Linked DNA regions of Homo sapiens: region 2 is linked to region 1. A link is an interaction called in ENCODE POLR2A ChIA-PET data of the cell type or tissue named here. Cell type or tissue: GM12878. All regions are shown on one strand.

The links. Peaks named below come from ENCODE experiments on the same cell type or tissue, not always from the same donor. Only the 100,000 strongest peaks of a DNase experiment are listed, where the experiment ranks them.
Region 2: POLR2A ChIA-PET joins it to region 1 with 6 read pairs; 2 of 35 experiments call an interaction of 5 or more read pairs at or near these places.

The regions. Positions count from the first base shown.
Region 1 is chr15:64,879,459-64,887,458 of GRCh38, forward strand. No RefSeq gene overlaps it. Among named protein-coding and RNA genes, the nearest start is that of ANKDD1A, 28 kb to the right of the region's middle. RefSeq lists an enhancer at 4,600-4,819. In GM12878, no CTCF peak of the experiment used is centred here; DNase peaks (open chromatin) are centred at 3,843 and 4,723; H3K27ac peaks cover 2,644 bases.
Region 2 is chr15:64,015,079-64,023,078 of GRCh38, forward strand. All of the region lies in intron 2 of DAPK2 (death associated protein kinase 2), which reads right to left. Among named protein-coding and RNA genes, the nearest start is that of DAPK2, 27 kb to the right of the region's middle. In GM12878, no CTCF peak of the experiment used is centred here; a DNase peak (open chromatin) is centred at 4,936.

The DNA of each region.
Region 1 (8,000 bases):
CTGGGATTATAGGCGTGAGCCACTGTGCCTGGCCTAACATTATTTTTTAAAAGACCGAGTATTGGGAATAAGGTGAGGAGGGAGGAGAGATGGGGTAGATGAAAGGAAACAAACTTTTCCAGCAGAGAATAACTAGAGTTACTCTAGAAATGCTAAATAAAAAAATAGAGCATGAGTGTGTTATTTACAGTCAGGGAGAGGATTCACAGCAGTGAAAAATTATTCACTTTTTTTTTTTTTTTTTTTTTTTTTTTAGTTTCCTACACTACATGGATATAAAAATCATTCACTATTAACATAGTTACTTCTGGGTAGTGGTTCTGGAGGTAGGATAATTTAATTTTTAATTGGATACTTTTCTTTCTTCTTTTCTTTTTTCTTTGAGAAAAGGTATCTGTTGCCCAGGCTGGAGTGCAGTGCACCATCACTGCTCACTGCAGCCTCCACTTCCCAGGCTCAATCGATCCTCCCACCTTAGCCTCCTGAGTAGCTGGGACAATAGGCAAATGCCACCACATTCATCTAATTTATTGTATTTTTTGTAGAGATGGAGTCTCTATAAAAGTTGCCCAGGCTGGTCTTAAACTCTTGAGCTCAAGCGATCTACCCACCTTGGCCTCCCAAAGTGCAGAGATTACAGGTGTGAGTGACTTCGCCCAACCAACAATTGGATACTTTTCAGTACTATCTGAATTATTATTATTTGCCATACACATAAGTTACATCTATTAATAAAATAGTCAGGCCAGGCGCGGTGGCTCATGCCTGTAATCCAGCTACTTGGGAGGCTGAGGCAGGAGAATCACTTGAACCCGGGAGGCAGAGGTTATAGTGAGCCAAGATCGCGCCATTGCACTCCAGCCTAGGCAACAAGAGCGAAACTCCGTCTCAAATAAACAAATAAATAGGCCGGGCGCGGTGGCTCACGCCTGTAATCCCAGCACTTTGGGAGGCCGAGGCAGGCAGATCATGAGGTCAGAAGATCAAGACCATCCTGGCTAACATGGTGAAACCCCATCTCTACTAAAAATACAAAAAATTAGCCGGGCGTGGTGATGGGTACCTGTAGTCCCAGCTACTTGGGAGGCTGAGGCAGGAGAATGGCGTGAACCTGGGAGGCGGAGCTTGCAGTGAGCCGAGATCGTGCCACTGCACTCCAGCCTGGGCAACAGAGCGAGACTCCGTCTCAAAAAATAAATAAATAAACAAATAAATAAATAAAAATAGTGCTGAGCTCGGAGGCAGGTGGGAACTACTTTTGTCTCTAGACTCATTGAATGTGACCCAGGTAGTCCTTGGTCAGTCTAATAGGGAATTCTGTGTCAGTCAAATTTCAGCTAGACCCTCCTCCTGTCCCCTCAAGACCCAGTTAAGATTGGCTCCAGAAAATTTTTAAAAAGTGGCCCTAGACTATTCAATAAATAGAGTTAGAAATTTGGTTACCCGTTCGAAAAAGAAAAAAGAAATCTTTACCTCACACTATCCACAAAAAATCAACTCTAGATGGATCAATAACTCAAAAAGTTAAAGTTAAAACCTTTAGGCCAGGCACAGTGGCCTATACCTGTAATCCCAGAACTTTGGGAGGCCAAAGTGGGAGGATCATTTGAAGCCAGGAATTCAAGACCAGCCTGGGTAACACAGCAAAACGTCATCTCTACAAGAAATACAAAAATTAGCTGGGCGTGATGGCACGTGCTTGTGGTTCCAGCTACTCGGGAGGCTGAGGGAGGATCACTTGAGCCCGGAAAGTCGAGGCTGCACTCAGCCATGATTGTGCCATCGTACTCCAGCCTGGGTGACAGAGCGAGTCCCTGTGTCAAAAAAAAAAAAAAAAGCCCCCAAACCCAGGCATGGTGGTTTGAGCCTGCAGTCCTAGCTACTCGAAAAGGTAAGGCAGGAGGATCACTTGAGTCTGAGAGTTCGAGGCTACAGTGAGCTATGATCTCACCACTGTACTCCTGCCTACGTGACAGAGCAAACTCTTTACAAATCAATTAACAAAAAGCTAAAAATTATAATAGGAAAATTAACAAAAGATATGAATAGGCATTTCACTGAAGAGAAAACATGTCTGGCTAATAAACATGAAGACATGTTTAACTTCCTTAACATTCAGAGAAATGCAGATAAGCCCCATAGTGAATATCATTTTACATCCATTGGTTGGCAAAAGTTAAACACTTTGGGATGGGTGCAGTGGCTCACGCCTGTAATCCCAGCACTTTGGGAGGCCGAGGCAGGTGGGTCACCTGAGGTCAGGAGTTTGAGACCAGCCTGGCCAACATGGTGAAACCCTGTCTTTACTAAAAATACAAAAATTAGCCGGGCATGGTGGTGTGCACCTGTAATCCCAGCTACTCAGGAGGCTGAGGCAGGAGAATAGCTTGAACCCGGGAGGGAGAGGTTGCAGTAGGCTGAGATCGTGCCATTGCACTCCAGCCTGGGTGAGAAGAGCAAAAATCTGTCTCAAAAAAAAAAAAGTTAAACACTTTGACAGTACAAAGGGGACAAAGGATATGGACCATGAGCTCTCTTTTGCTCAGTTTTTGGGAGTAAAAATTGGCACAACTACTTTAGAAAACAATTTGACATGTTCATGTCAAGCTGAACGTATATCTAACTAGAGTGGTTGAGTGACTTGCCCAAGGTTATAGCTAGTGCATTTCAGAGCTGGGATTTGAACCAAACTGACTGGCACCAAAGAAGGGCAAAGGACACTGATGAAACACTCCCAGACACTGGGGCAACGGCTGGCCAGGGCTGGAATATTCTGTGACCCCCACAGGGGAAAACTAAGTGAAATATCTGAAAACATCACAAACATAGACACACTATCACAGCCTCACAGGCAGAAAGGGAACTTACCAGGCATCTGGCCCTGACACAGCATGAGCTCTGGAATGATGATTGCGGGTACACTGCCCTCCCTCCCTTCGTTTAGCCACTGTGCAGAGTGAACACCCACAGGTCTCAGCATGTGACTCTCTTCTGCAAGAGTCAGCCCAGTGGGGAGACAGACACTCCGGAAACCTAGATATGTGCTGGGCTGGGTGGCAGTGCCACAGCTGGGCACTTTACTCCCCAACATAAATGTAGGCATTTCTGTGTCTTGTGAGCCCATGAATCCTCATAAGACCCTGTTGAGTTGGGAATTACTGCAGAGCTGTAACAGACAGAAAACCTAGGCCCACAGACAGCCAGTGACCTCCCATGGGCACACAGTTTGGGTGTGGCAGAGCGCGGTATGGAATCCAAGCCTTCTGGTGCTAAACCCTGCAGGATTCTGGCAGGTCACACTCCAGGCTCCCAAGCCAAGCAAGCGTTTGAAAATGCCTTCCCATGTCCAGTCGCGGTGGCTCACACCTGTAATCCCAGCACTTTGGGAGGCCAAGATGGGTGGATCACTTGAGGTCAGGAGTTGGAGAACAGCCTGGCCAACATGGTGAAACCCCGTCTCTACTAAAAGTACAAAAAAAATGAGCTGGGCGTGGTGGCACGTGACTGTGATCCCAGCTACTCAGGAGGCTGAGGCATGAGAATTGCTTGAACCCAGGAGGCAGAGGTTGCAGTGAGCCGAGATCATGCCACTGCACTCCAGCCTAGGTGACAGAGTGAGACCCTATCTCAAAAAAAAAAAACAAAAAAAAAACGAAAATGCCCCTCTGTGAGCCACAGGCTCTGCCCCTGCAGTGGGCTATCTACCTGTCCTAGCTTGCTTTCTTCCTCAGAAACAGATGTTTCATCCTCCTACCATTCTCTTGACTGACTCCACAATTGTGGCTAAGACAAACTGGGTGAATCACATCTAAAGCAGAAGCAAGTCTGCATGAACCCCAACACTTCCCCAGTCAATTTCCTGTGTTAGGTTCAGAGGGGTCATTTCAAACTCTCAGCATGTTCAAGACGAGACTGCCTATAAGGCCACGTCTTGGGACATGGTTTAGGGGAGGAGGTAGGAATATGTGGCAGGGCCCTCTGGCTATACGGATCTCCCTATCTGCTGGAAACTCCACCACTAAAACCATTCCTTTGTATCATTTCCCCAGAGGGATCTTGATAATTGTGAAACGCCAAACAACTTGCCAGCCATGAGTCCCAAATCACAGCTATGAAAGTGCTTTACAGTTTATAAAGTGATTTCACAGCGAAAAATGGGTTTGCTCCTCATAACAACTATGAAAGTTAGGGCAGCAATTTAAATGTGTCCATGGAATAGATGAGGACACTGAGTGAGGCCCTGAGAGGCAGAGGAATTCCTCTGCCAATCAGAGCCCACACTTGAATACAGGTCTTTCTACTCCACATTGCATGTACCCCTGATAACTGGGAGTTGCCTTGGGAGCAGATGCTGATGGGACACAAAACAGGCAGATTTTGATAAGAAGGCAGATGATGAGGTGGAAAGGCTCTGAAGAAAGAGGTGGATGGCAGAGCTTGGCTAGAGGGGAGCAGGACTCCCCAGGGAATCGAGGATCTGGGCAGGGGAAAGGGTAGCCTGGAAGCAGGGAGAGGTGGAGGATGAGCTCTGGGAGCCAGAACCTGAATTCTGTTCCGGCCCTGTTCTGAAGCCTGAGGGGCTGGAGTGGACTTCTCCTCTAGGATCTGTCTGCCCTGTCTGCTCTGAGGACCTGCCAGCTCTCCTGGGAGGCGCTCAGGGCATCTTGTGAGCCTGTCAGCACTGACCTTGTCACGCGGCTCATGACTGCTCCTCATCCGACCTCAGATGAGTCAAGAGGGGAAGCAGGCGCAAAGGGCTTCCAGGGGATTCCCGGGATGCAGGCAGCTTGGGGCCCTAGGGGAAAGAGCCTGGGGCTCTTCAAGGCTGGGCTATGAAGCCACCCTCCTCCCAGGGTTGAGGGGCAGTCAAAATATCCCCAAACCTAATGTGATTTCTCACCTGCCAAGTGGCAGCAGTGTGGCATCGGGGCATAAAAGCTGCTAACAGTGGGGAAAGGCCTGGCCCAGTGCCAAGCAGGCTGTGGGCGTCCCTAGAAGAATGAGCAGCGCAACTACAGCAGGAGTCCCAGGCCCTGGGCAGAGAGACACCCCTTTATCGAGACCTACTACCTGCCAGGCACTTTATTTATTGGTAAATTTAATCAGATTTTGAAAACCACAAAATCTGGATACATTTGCATTGTGGTATTTGTTGTAATTGTTGGATATAATTACATATACATGCTATAAAATATAAGATAGAACTAGAACAAGAGTTCTTAATCTGGCATCTAAGGGAACCCGAAAGATCAAAGGATAGAGTTCAAGGAGTCTAAAAATTTGGAAGAGAAAAAATATATATCTTTATTTTCACTAATTTCTACCTGAATTTTAGCATTCTCTTCAACGATGAATGTAGGCAACAAACCACAGCAGTATTAGCAGGACTCGTGATGATGTCACTAGCAATTACAAATATTTTCAAATCATATAACGGTTTTTGAAGATATTTCAAAATATGGTTTATACTCATCACTATTTCAAAATTACAGCAGTTATTGGACCTATTATTAGCTCTTGATCTTCAGGCATTAATTAGGAAGCACTATCTAGTACTATGTCGAAAAATTTTTTTTAATTGTTTGATGACTACATTTTAATACAACTGGTTTTCTTTGTAAGCCTATGCTAGTTTATTTTGTGCATTTCAGAACATTATTCTGAGAAGGGGTCTGCAAGTTTTTACCAGATGACAAAGGAGGCCATGGCACACACAAAAGAGGTTAAGAACCCCTGATCTAGGTCTTCCCTGCAGTATTTTAGGATATATCCACATTTTAAAAATGTGGATTTTGGCCGGGTGCGGTGGCTCACTCCTATAATCCCAGCACTTTGGGAGGCCAAAGCAGGTGGATCACTTTAGCCCAGGAGTTTCAGACCAGCCTGGGCAACATGGCAAAACCTCATCTCTCCAAAAATTATAAAAAATTAGCCAGGCATAGTGGCATGCACTTGTAGTCCCAGCTACTCAGGGGACTGGGGTTAGAGGATTGCCTTGAGCCCAGGAGGTTGAGGCTGCAGTGGGCCATGATTGTGCCACTGCACTCCAGTCTGCTGGGTGACATGAGACCCTGCCTCAAAAACAAAAAAATAACAAAAAAAAGCCGGGCACAGTGGCTCGTGCCTGTAATCCCAGCACTTTGGGAGGCTGAGGCGGGTGGATCACCTGAGGTCGGGAGTTCGAGACCAGCCTGGCCAACATTGTGAAACCCCATTTCTACTAAAAATACAAAAATTAGCCGAGCATTGTGGTGCATGCGCCTGTAGTCCCGGCTACTCGGGAGGCTGAGGCAGGAGAATTGCTTGAACAGGGGAGGTGGAGGTTGCAGTGAGCCAAGATTGCGCCACTGGACTCCAGCCTGGGTGTGACAGAGCAAGGCTCTGTCTCAAAAAAAAAAAAAAAAAAAAAAGATTTTGATTTTTTAAAGACAATTTTCCAGTCACATCAGAAAGTTGAGTGCTGATCTGATTATTTCACTTAATTGCATAAAATTCAACTCTGTGACATCCCTGGACAGTGAGCAACCCACAGCTCCTCAGTTGAAAAGTCTTCCCCCAGAAAAGGCATATACATTGTTTAACTTAAAAGCTGCATGTTGGCCGGGCGTGGTGCCTCACGACTGTAATCCCAGCACTTTGGGAGGGCGAGGCGGGTGGATCGCGAGGTCAGGAGTTTGAGACCAGCCTGGCCAACATGGTGAAACCCCGCCTCTACTAAAAATACAAAAATTAGCTGGGCATGGTGGCAGGTGCCTGTAATCCCAGCTACTGGGGAGGCTGAGACAGGAGAATCGCTTGAACCCTGGAGGTGGAGGTTGCAGTGAGCTGAGATTGTGCCATTGCACTCTAGCCTGGGGGACAAGAGTGAGACTTTGTCTCAAAAAAAAAAAATGCATGTTTTTCTTCATACTTATGTCTAATCATCATAATTAGACAATGTCGTAAGAAGAATAGTTAAAGGACTATTCTGGCCAAGGGCCTTTTGGCCAGAAAAAAGGCTGGCGGTAGAGGGCTGGGGGAGAGGACACAAGACAGCTATCTTGTTCTTATGAAGGGCGGCCCTTACATTCCTGTGTGCAGATCTGGAAGCCCGACAAGGACTCATGGTTTGAAATCAGGACTCCAGGCCAGGCGCGGTGGCTCACGCCTGTAATCCCAGCACTTTGGGAGGCCGAGGCAGGCGGATCACGAGGTCAGGAGATCAAGACCATCCTGGCTAACACAGTGAAACCCCATCTCTACTAAAAAATACAAAAAATTAGCCGGGTGTGGTGGCGGGCACCTGTAGTCCCCGCTACTGGGGAGGCTGAGGCAGGAGAATGGCATGAACCCAGGAGGCGGAGCTTGCAGTGAGCCGAGATCGCACCACTGCACTCCAGCCTGGGTGACAGAGCAAGACTCCGTCTCAAAAAAAAAAAAAAAAAAAAAAAGAAATCAGGACTCCAGGCGAATGTCCATATAGTTTCTCTTCTCTCTTTCAGCCACTTCTCCCGGGGCCTTGGGTCCCCCTGCTGGCTCCCCTCCCTTCTATGGAGATGTGCTCTGGGAGAAAGGCCATGAGAAAGAAGCTGGTGTTGAGGACAGAGTGGCTGACCCAAAGCGGAGTTGGTTGGGATGCTGGCCAGGGGACTGCCCACAGGTGTGGTTGAGAACCCATCACCATACCTCCTTGAGTTTCAGTCTCCCCAGCTGTAAAATGAGGACAATGATATCTGCTCTTAGTTGGCAGGCACTAAATGAGATGGTAAATGAGAAAATATTTGTGGTACAAGGTCACAAGGATCAAAAACTCCCTCACACTCAGGTATAGGTGACTGATAATCCTTCAAGGATAGCTTTTCGCAGTAGGCTAAGCCATGTAAATAGAAATAACTATTTCTTTTTTTTTTTTTTTTTTGAGATGGCGTCTTGCTCTGTCACCAGGCTAGAGTGCAGTGGCGTGATCTCAGCTCACTGCAACCTCTACCTCCTGGGTTCAAGTGATTCCCCTGCCTCAGCCT
Region 2 (8,000 bases), 860 kb before region 1:
GAGAAGAACAGATTCTGCAGTGTTAAGTAAATGTAAGGCAGCAGGAAAGGGTACCGTGTGGTCAGGAGTCTGTGCCAGCTGCAGTCTGGCAGGAGAACAAACAGCCTGGCTGACCCACAGGGCCCTGCCATGCCAAGGACAGCCTCTCTCTTGCTTATGCCACACAGGACAACGACAGCATGTTCGAGGTGGGAATTACCACTCTGACGTTCAAAAGTAGCTAATCCCAGAGCTGCTCTGTGAGCTCTTTATATAAGGTCTTCCCATTGCCTAAAGGTCTAAAGGATCGAGACCACTTGACCACAACACTCAGGGCACTGCTATAGGCAGAGTAGAGGCAGCTGCTGTCAGCTCAGTGCCCAGCCTGCAGTGAGTGGATTGACCCCCAAAGTTCTCATGCAACTCCAAGAAGAAACAGGGGTGGGCAGTCATAGTGGGTTGAATAGTGGCTCCCTAAAATATATTTCCATATTCTAACCCCTGGCACATGTGACCATGACCTCATTTGGAAAAAGGGCCTTTGCAGATGTAATTAATTTATGGATCTTAAGATGAGATCATTCTGGATTACCTGAGTGGGCCCCAAATCCAATGACAGATGCCATAAGAGTGAGGCAGGCAGAGATTAGACAGAAGAGAACTCACAGAGACACACAGGGAGAAAGCAACATGAAGATGGAGGCAGAGATTGGAGTGATGTGTCTACAAGCCAAGAACACAAAGGATCACCAGCAGCCACCAGACGCTAGGAGACAGGTATGGAACTGATTCTGTCTCAGAGCCTCCCCAAGGAATCAACCCTGCTGACACCTTGATTTTGGACTTCCGACCTCTACAACTGGGAGAGAATAAATTTATGTTGTTTGAAGCCACCCAGTTTGTGGCCATTTGTTATGGAGGCCCCAGCAAACTAACACAGCAGGGAAAGGGGGCATAGGGAGGAAGGCTTGGGTTCTTCAGGAAAGCATCCGAGAGGACAAAGCAGCCTCTGCTCTTCAGGGCCCACGCAGCGCAGGGAGGGCTGGCTCCAGGGGACTGCAGGTCAGCATGGCCATAAGCAGGAAAGTCCTCCTCTCTCTCAGGTACTGCCGCCACCAGCAGGACACACGGCCTCTTACAGATTCTCTGCCCACAGCCATGGTCCTGTCCACCTCTCCAGCACCTTCCACACCTGACCCCCCTTATCCATGAGTTTCCCAAAGTAACTGGCACTATCCTTCTCCAGCAAGTTTCTTAGAGTCCATTATCACAGAGAGGCAGTGTAGTTCAGTGGAAATTGTTCTGGCTTTGGAGCCAAAGAGACATGGATTTTAATCCCAGGGTGACTTGGGATATGAGTGATTTGCCCTCAGTGAGCCTCAGTGTTCTCATCTGTAAAGTGGGGTAAATAATCGCTGCCTTGCAAGGTTATTGTGACAGTTAGAAATAGCATAGGCTGGGTGCAATGTCTCAAGCCTCTAATCCAAACACTTTGGAAGGCTGAAGTAGGAGGACTGATTCAGGCCAGGAGTTCAAGACCAGCCTAGGCAAGTAGCAAGACCCTGTCTCTACAAAATATTTATAAATTAGCCGGGCATGTTTGCTCATGCTTGTAGTCCTAGCCGCTTCAGAGGCTGAAGTGGGAAGATCGCTTGAGCCCAGGAGGTCAAGGCCACAATGAGCCATGACTATGCTACTGAGTTCTAGTCTGGGTGGCAGAGAAGAAAGAAAGGAGGAAAGAAAGAAGGGAAGGGGAAGGGGAAGGGGAAGGAAGGAAGGAGGGAAGGAAGGAAGGAAGGAAGGAAGGAAGGAAGGAAGGAAGGAAGGAAGGAAGGAAGGAAGGACGGACATGTAAAATGCCCAGCATATGGCCTGCATACAACAGGAGCACAATAAATGGCAGGAATTTTCATCACCATTATTTACATCATGACAAAGTTTTTCTAGAACACTGGCCTAAGCCCAACTTGTTCTCATTGCTGTTGTGGATACAAAGAGATCCACAATGTTGGGGCTGTCCTTGGGGGCTCTCACTCAGCAGGGAGTTCTAGGGACCTACTGTGTTCCCTTTTCTTACTTGCCTTCAAGTCTCTTCTTCTCCAGACACTGGCTGTGACCTCAGTCCCCTAGGTACCTTCAGTAGGCACCTAATACATATTTGTTTTGTGACTAATGAATACATGATGTTGAGTGAGTCACCTAACCTCTTGAAACATCAGTTCCCTCATCTATAAAATGCAGCTAATAGTGTCTATCTACCCTGCTGCCTCACAGGGCAGTTGTAAAGACCAAATAGACAACAGCCAAGGAAGGCATAGGAAGAGAGCAAAGCACCACACGAAGCCCCACCTGCACCTCAAAGGCTGTCCAACCCTCCACCGAGGTGGCTCTGCTGGGCCTAGGACAGTCACAGTCAGGTCTCAAGGTGCTTGCATCTCCCTGTGCCTAGAGAGCCGCATTCCAGGACACGGGCAGGTCCACACCTTAACAGGTGCAAACCTCCCTGCTTTCGCTGGTCTGGAGTCAGAAAGCCTTGACTCAACTATGATGCTGCCTCTTCCTAGCTGTGTCTCCAGGCCACTTAACATCTCCAAGCCTCGGTTTTCTCTTTTGTAAAAAATAGTCAATTATCCCTGCCTAACTAGAAATGTAGCCATGAGCATTGAAACAGACAATGCATGGCAATGTGCTTTGTCAACTGTACAGTTCTGTACAAATTCAGGTGATTATTACAATGATTCCCATTGTGTTGAAAAGCAGCCACACTGGCCTGAGCCTCAGAGGAATACAGACTCCCGGAGAAGGAGGAGAGGACAAACACCACTGCTCCTTGCAATTCCTGTAACTTTGAAACCTGCTCCATAAAATTGCAAAATCCTATATGCCTTTGCCAGGAGACCAAAAATATTCAAGGCACGACTCTAGAGAACCACAAGATGAGCCATTTCTATAATGGGTACTGCTGGGCTTCAATCAACTCAGCTGCCTGGCCCAAAAAAGTCATTTTTTAAAAACACCACACACCACAATTTGGCCTCTCCCCCAAAACATACATCCTTTCTCTTAAGAAATTAAGTGAAATCCAACTTTGATGAAACCCAACTCTGAGGCATTCATTCTCAGAGAGCAGGCCCCTGGTTCCCTGGTGAGGCGGGCAGACAAGCATTCTCAAATGACGGTTTGCAGGTAGACAGATCTCCAGTGGAGGTGGAAGAAATCAGCACTTGGCCAGTCCCAAGGGCTGTGAGGACAGGACCTGTGAGCCCAAGGAAGCAACTGCTGCCTCAGACTCAGAAATTAGCTCTACTAACCCAGCGAAAAAGCTAAACAGCCTTAAGACTCTTTTACTGGTTGTTTTAATCAACCAGGTACGAAGAAGGTGAGAGACCAACTCCTCTTCACCCACAGGCCTGGATGCCACAACCCCACACTCCAACTCCCTGCCCCGCAACAAATGGCCTCCCCCATCACATAGGCAGCCAGCAGATGAAAGTCCCTCCCAGACTGGAAATGGCCACCTGTCCCGTGGTTCTCTGGGTCCCACAACCCAGGCCACCTGGCCCCTCTAGGTTGCACCAGGCTGAGGAAGGCAGACACACCCAGTCCTGGATTCAGGGCTAACAAGGCCAGGATCCTACCTGTAGCTACTCGCCCAGCTTTTACACCTGGGGCTGCCTCTTACTCCAAAGGTCCTCAGTCCTGGATGGAGACGCATGTACCTTATTTGTTAGCTCAGGCTCCCTTTAGCAGTTTCTGTTTTCTGTTGCAAAACTCTGAACCCTCTGAGAGACACCCTAGCATGGTAGAAAGAGCAAATGCTTTGAGGCCAGGTTTGAGTCCAGGGCCTGCTGCTGACTGCCTCTGAGGATTTAGAGAAGTGACTTCTCCTGGCCTTGGTTTCCTCCTCCCTAAAAGGTGGCTAATGCCTGTCCAATAAGGCTTTGTAAGGTTATAACAATATGTGGATGGTGCCTGGTGTATGGTTGGTGCTTAACCAGTGGTAATTATTATTATAACGCCATTCTCACCCCCATCCCCACCCCAACATTCCAAATCCTGAAGTCTAGTCAATCCTCCAGAACTGATTGCTCCCACCTTCAGGTCACAAGCAACCATTTACCAGAGTGCCCTGTCTCAGACCTGCCCACCTCTGGGCCAAGCGGAGCTAGCTGCTGTGAATTACAGAATGCACTCAAAGCAGTTAAGTGTCTGTTTACACAGAAAAAAATTCTGAAATCTTATATGATTGCAATATTTTCCCACCACATCTGCTTTTATGGATATAAATCAGTGAACACACTTAGATCAGGATTTATTCGGAAGAGTAGCTTCTCTTACATGGACTTTTCTCTTTTGATAACTACGGTACTACCCAGTGTCCAGTAGGCAAAACACAAAGGTCTAAGGTACTTGCATGATTCTGAAAGTTCCTTCAGACTCTTCAGAAAGAATTATCTTATGTCTAATACATTGTCCTTTTCAGATTATAAAAGTAATATGTGCTCATTGTAGACCATGAGGAAAACAGAAAAAGTATATGAAAGTACAAATCTGTGGCAATTTCACTGTTTCTAGAGAATGCCACAGTGAATGCTTCGGTGTATTTCTTTCTAGCCTTTTTTTCCTACATGCCAGTGTGTATGTAAGTATCCATTCATTTTAAAGCGAACAAATGAATAAGCCAGCCAGACAGTGCAGACAGGAAAGCAGCTGTTAATTGCCCATGGAATGCTTCCTTGTCTTGTTTTCCATTCTCCCTGCCCCCAAACAACTTATTTATTAGTGACACACCTATGCGTTGTATAACTACATCTTATCAGAGGTTGGTGAACTTCTATCCTCTGAGTGAGTTGACATAGTCATCTCTGCTTTCCATTTTCATGCCACAGAGTCAATATTTACTAGCCATGTTGCTAAAAACAGGCACTGGTCACAGACTTGGTGCCAAACCACTGTGTCTAATCTCAGCAGAAGCAGTCTCAGTGGCACCCGCAGGCTTTACTGTGCCATAAGCCATGGCTCTAGATGAGTGATTCCTGCCCCAGCTGAGTAGACAGCCCATGGCCCAGTAAGAACACTTCACATAATCATGAAGTTGCAGGACACTAAGTGCCAGAAGGCACTTATATGCTAGAGATGGGGGAAAGGAAACTGAGGACTTGCCTAAGCACAGGCAGCTCCAGAGCCAAAGCCAGGACCCCTTTCTCTCCCACGCCAGCACACTCTTATTGCACTACCTTGTTGAATGCATCAACATGAAGAAACAGCTGAGAAGGCAGTGGGGGATAGAACCCATTTCATCAGGACTGGAAACTGGGCACTTGCTCTGAAATGGTCAATTTCACAGGGGTCTTCCCCAAGAGTGGCATGTTCTCTTGCAGTAATGATTAAGGTGATACCATGGCATCATCAATTCTCTTGCCTCTTGCTGTCATTTATTCATTCATATCACATATTTTTATTAAGCACCAGCTATGGAAAGGTATCGCTTGCTTCACCAAAGCAGCACTACTTTGCCCATCTCCTCTGGGAAGGATTTATAGTTGACAAAAGAGACACACCCATTTGATAGCGAAAAGAAATCTAGGCTTAAAGAAAAATATTTATAGAAAGGAAATGTAGGAGAATCATGGAATGACGTCAGGGTAGCCCCTTGACAGCAGGCCTCTAAAGAAAGTCCCTGTTCCCAAAAGCACCTCAGGTACTAGAAGGAATAAATCAAAAGGGAAAGGATAGGTAACTTGGTGTGATACCAAATGCCTACAGTGTTTCTATGGAGTAATGGAAAGGGCAAAGGACCTGGAGTGCAAAGACCCACATTCAGGTCTCACTTCTGCCACCAAAATGCCTTGTGACCCAGAGACAGAAAGTGCCTTGCCCAGGTGCATTAACGTATTGGTAGCCAAAGTGGGATATGAAGCAAGTTCTTTACTCCAAGTCCGTGGCGATGGGCCAGATGCCACAGATGAGTCTTTCTACCCCTCTTATCATTAGCCTTAAAGAAAGCCACAACCCTGATCTAGAACATCTATGGCAACAGAATTTCCCTTCATCTTTCCCCTCAGTAGAGATCAGACCCTACCCACAAGGGGAAGCCCTGGCATCTTCTCCTGGAAGTAGGCACTTCAGTGGGGTTCAGTCTCAGTCACTTTCGGGAGGAACAGGACAGCGGCCCCCAGGCTCACGTCAGCACAGGATGATACTGCGATGTGGGACGACTCTGGCACATGAAAGGGAGCGCGAGTGAGCATTCCGTACAGTTGCTGGGATGTCAAGCAGCTCTGCACACTTGGTCTGTTCCCCTGCCCCACCCCCTCCAGACAAGAAAACAAAGAAGCTCATGTGAACAGGGCCTTGATGAAATTGTTGCTGCTGAATTTCTACCTTCTCCTGGGCTTGTAAACACAAGCTCAGCGCCCTTGGGGCCTCAAAGCTGGCTAAGCACAGCTGATGGCTTTACCAGCCCCTGTGCTCGTTGAGTGCCTACTGTGGATCCAGCCATATGCTAGAGGTGGAAGGGACACAAAGAAGGATAAAATGTGGCCCCGTCTTCAATGGGCTCACAATCTGGCTTGAAATACAGAATGAATCCCCAGAGAACCTTCTACTTTGGAGTAATTGTGTAAGAGGCACAGATACTAAGGGCTATGGATGCTCAAAGCTGGAGGGATAGATGGGGCTGGAAGGAAGAACCCATGGGAAGGCCCCAGAGGGAGAGGAAGTATTTTCACTGGACTTGAGAGCTAAGTACAATTAGTTAAGTGGAAGACAAGAAGAGACAGGAAGGAGGAAAAGAACATCTTATAAAAAGGCTTGGACTAAGCAGCTAGAGAGGAGAAAGCTTGGAAGTATTGGGAGGTAAGTTTGGACAGCAGAGTGGGCAAAGCAATGAGACTAAGTTGGTCACATCACTCAGTTTAATCTGCCAGCCACTTTCCTGACTCTGTATCAGACACTGGATAGGGTGGAGATGGCCTAGACGTTGGTCTGGAAGCACTTACCTTGCAAAGAGGAAAGCAGGGTAACAAAAAGGGAAGGGAAACATATTAGAAACACAAACCACAGGCATAGAGTACAATTTTCCTAGGGTAACCATCCAAATGCTGGTTAGTATCAACAAGGGAGCTAATCTTGGCAATGCTACAGGTAGTGGCTACTGGGTGATCTCACAGAGACAAAAGGAAATGTACAACACTGTTATTACTAAAAGAGCACCTGCAATTATTAACATTTAAATAGTTTAGGTTATTTTCTCTGTTAACAGTCATTTTCTTCAAAGCATTAGGCAAAGGTTTCCTAGACTTTTTTCTGAGAAGAGCTTCCTAAAGAGAGCATTAGCCGGAATTAAGGCTTGAGCTAGGATACATACAAGTATTCTTCACTTCACCCAATAGACAAGTTCCCTTGTGCATGGTGACTACTTCCGTAAAGAACTGACCACTTAAAATGTTTAAATGATCCTAAAGAGTTCACAATCCCATGGGCATGGTGGCTCAAACCTGTAATCTCAGCACTTTGGGAGACTGAGGCGGGTGAACACTCGAGCCCGGAAGGTTAAGACCAGCCTAGGCAATATGGTGAGATGCCGTCTCTACAAAAAAATAACAAAAAATTAGCTGGGTGTGGTCATGTGCATCTATAGTTCCAGCTACTCAGGAGGCTGAAGGGGGAAGATCTCTTGCGCCCAGGAGGCAGAGGTTGCAGTGAGCCAAGATCACATCACTGCACTCCAGCCTGGGTGACAGAGTGAGACCAAGTGAAGAATACTTGTGTGTGTGTATTCTAGCTCAAGCCCTAAAAGAGCGCACAGTCCCTCAAAGGGGGTTAGACAGATGATATCTTGGGGCCCTTCCAGTCTAAATTCTAAGATAGCATGATGAGAAATGACTCTTTCCAAACTCCCTTAGGGTATCTCTGCCAGAAATTTTCTGGCAAAAGTGCTAGGAGACTCACTGTAGGTACCAGTATACAATCCTCACCATCTCTTTACCTTCTCTTTTAGTTGCTGCCATCTTAACTTA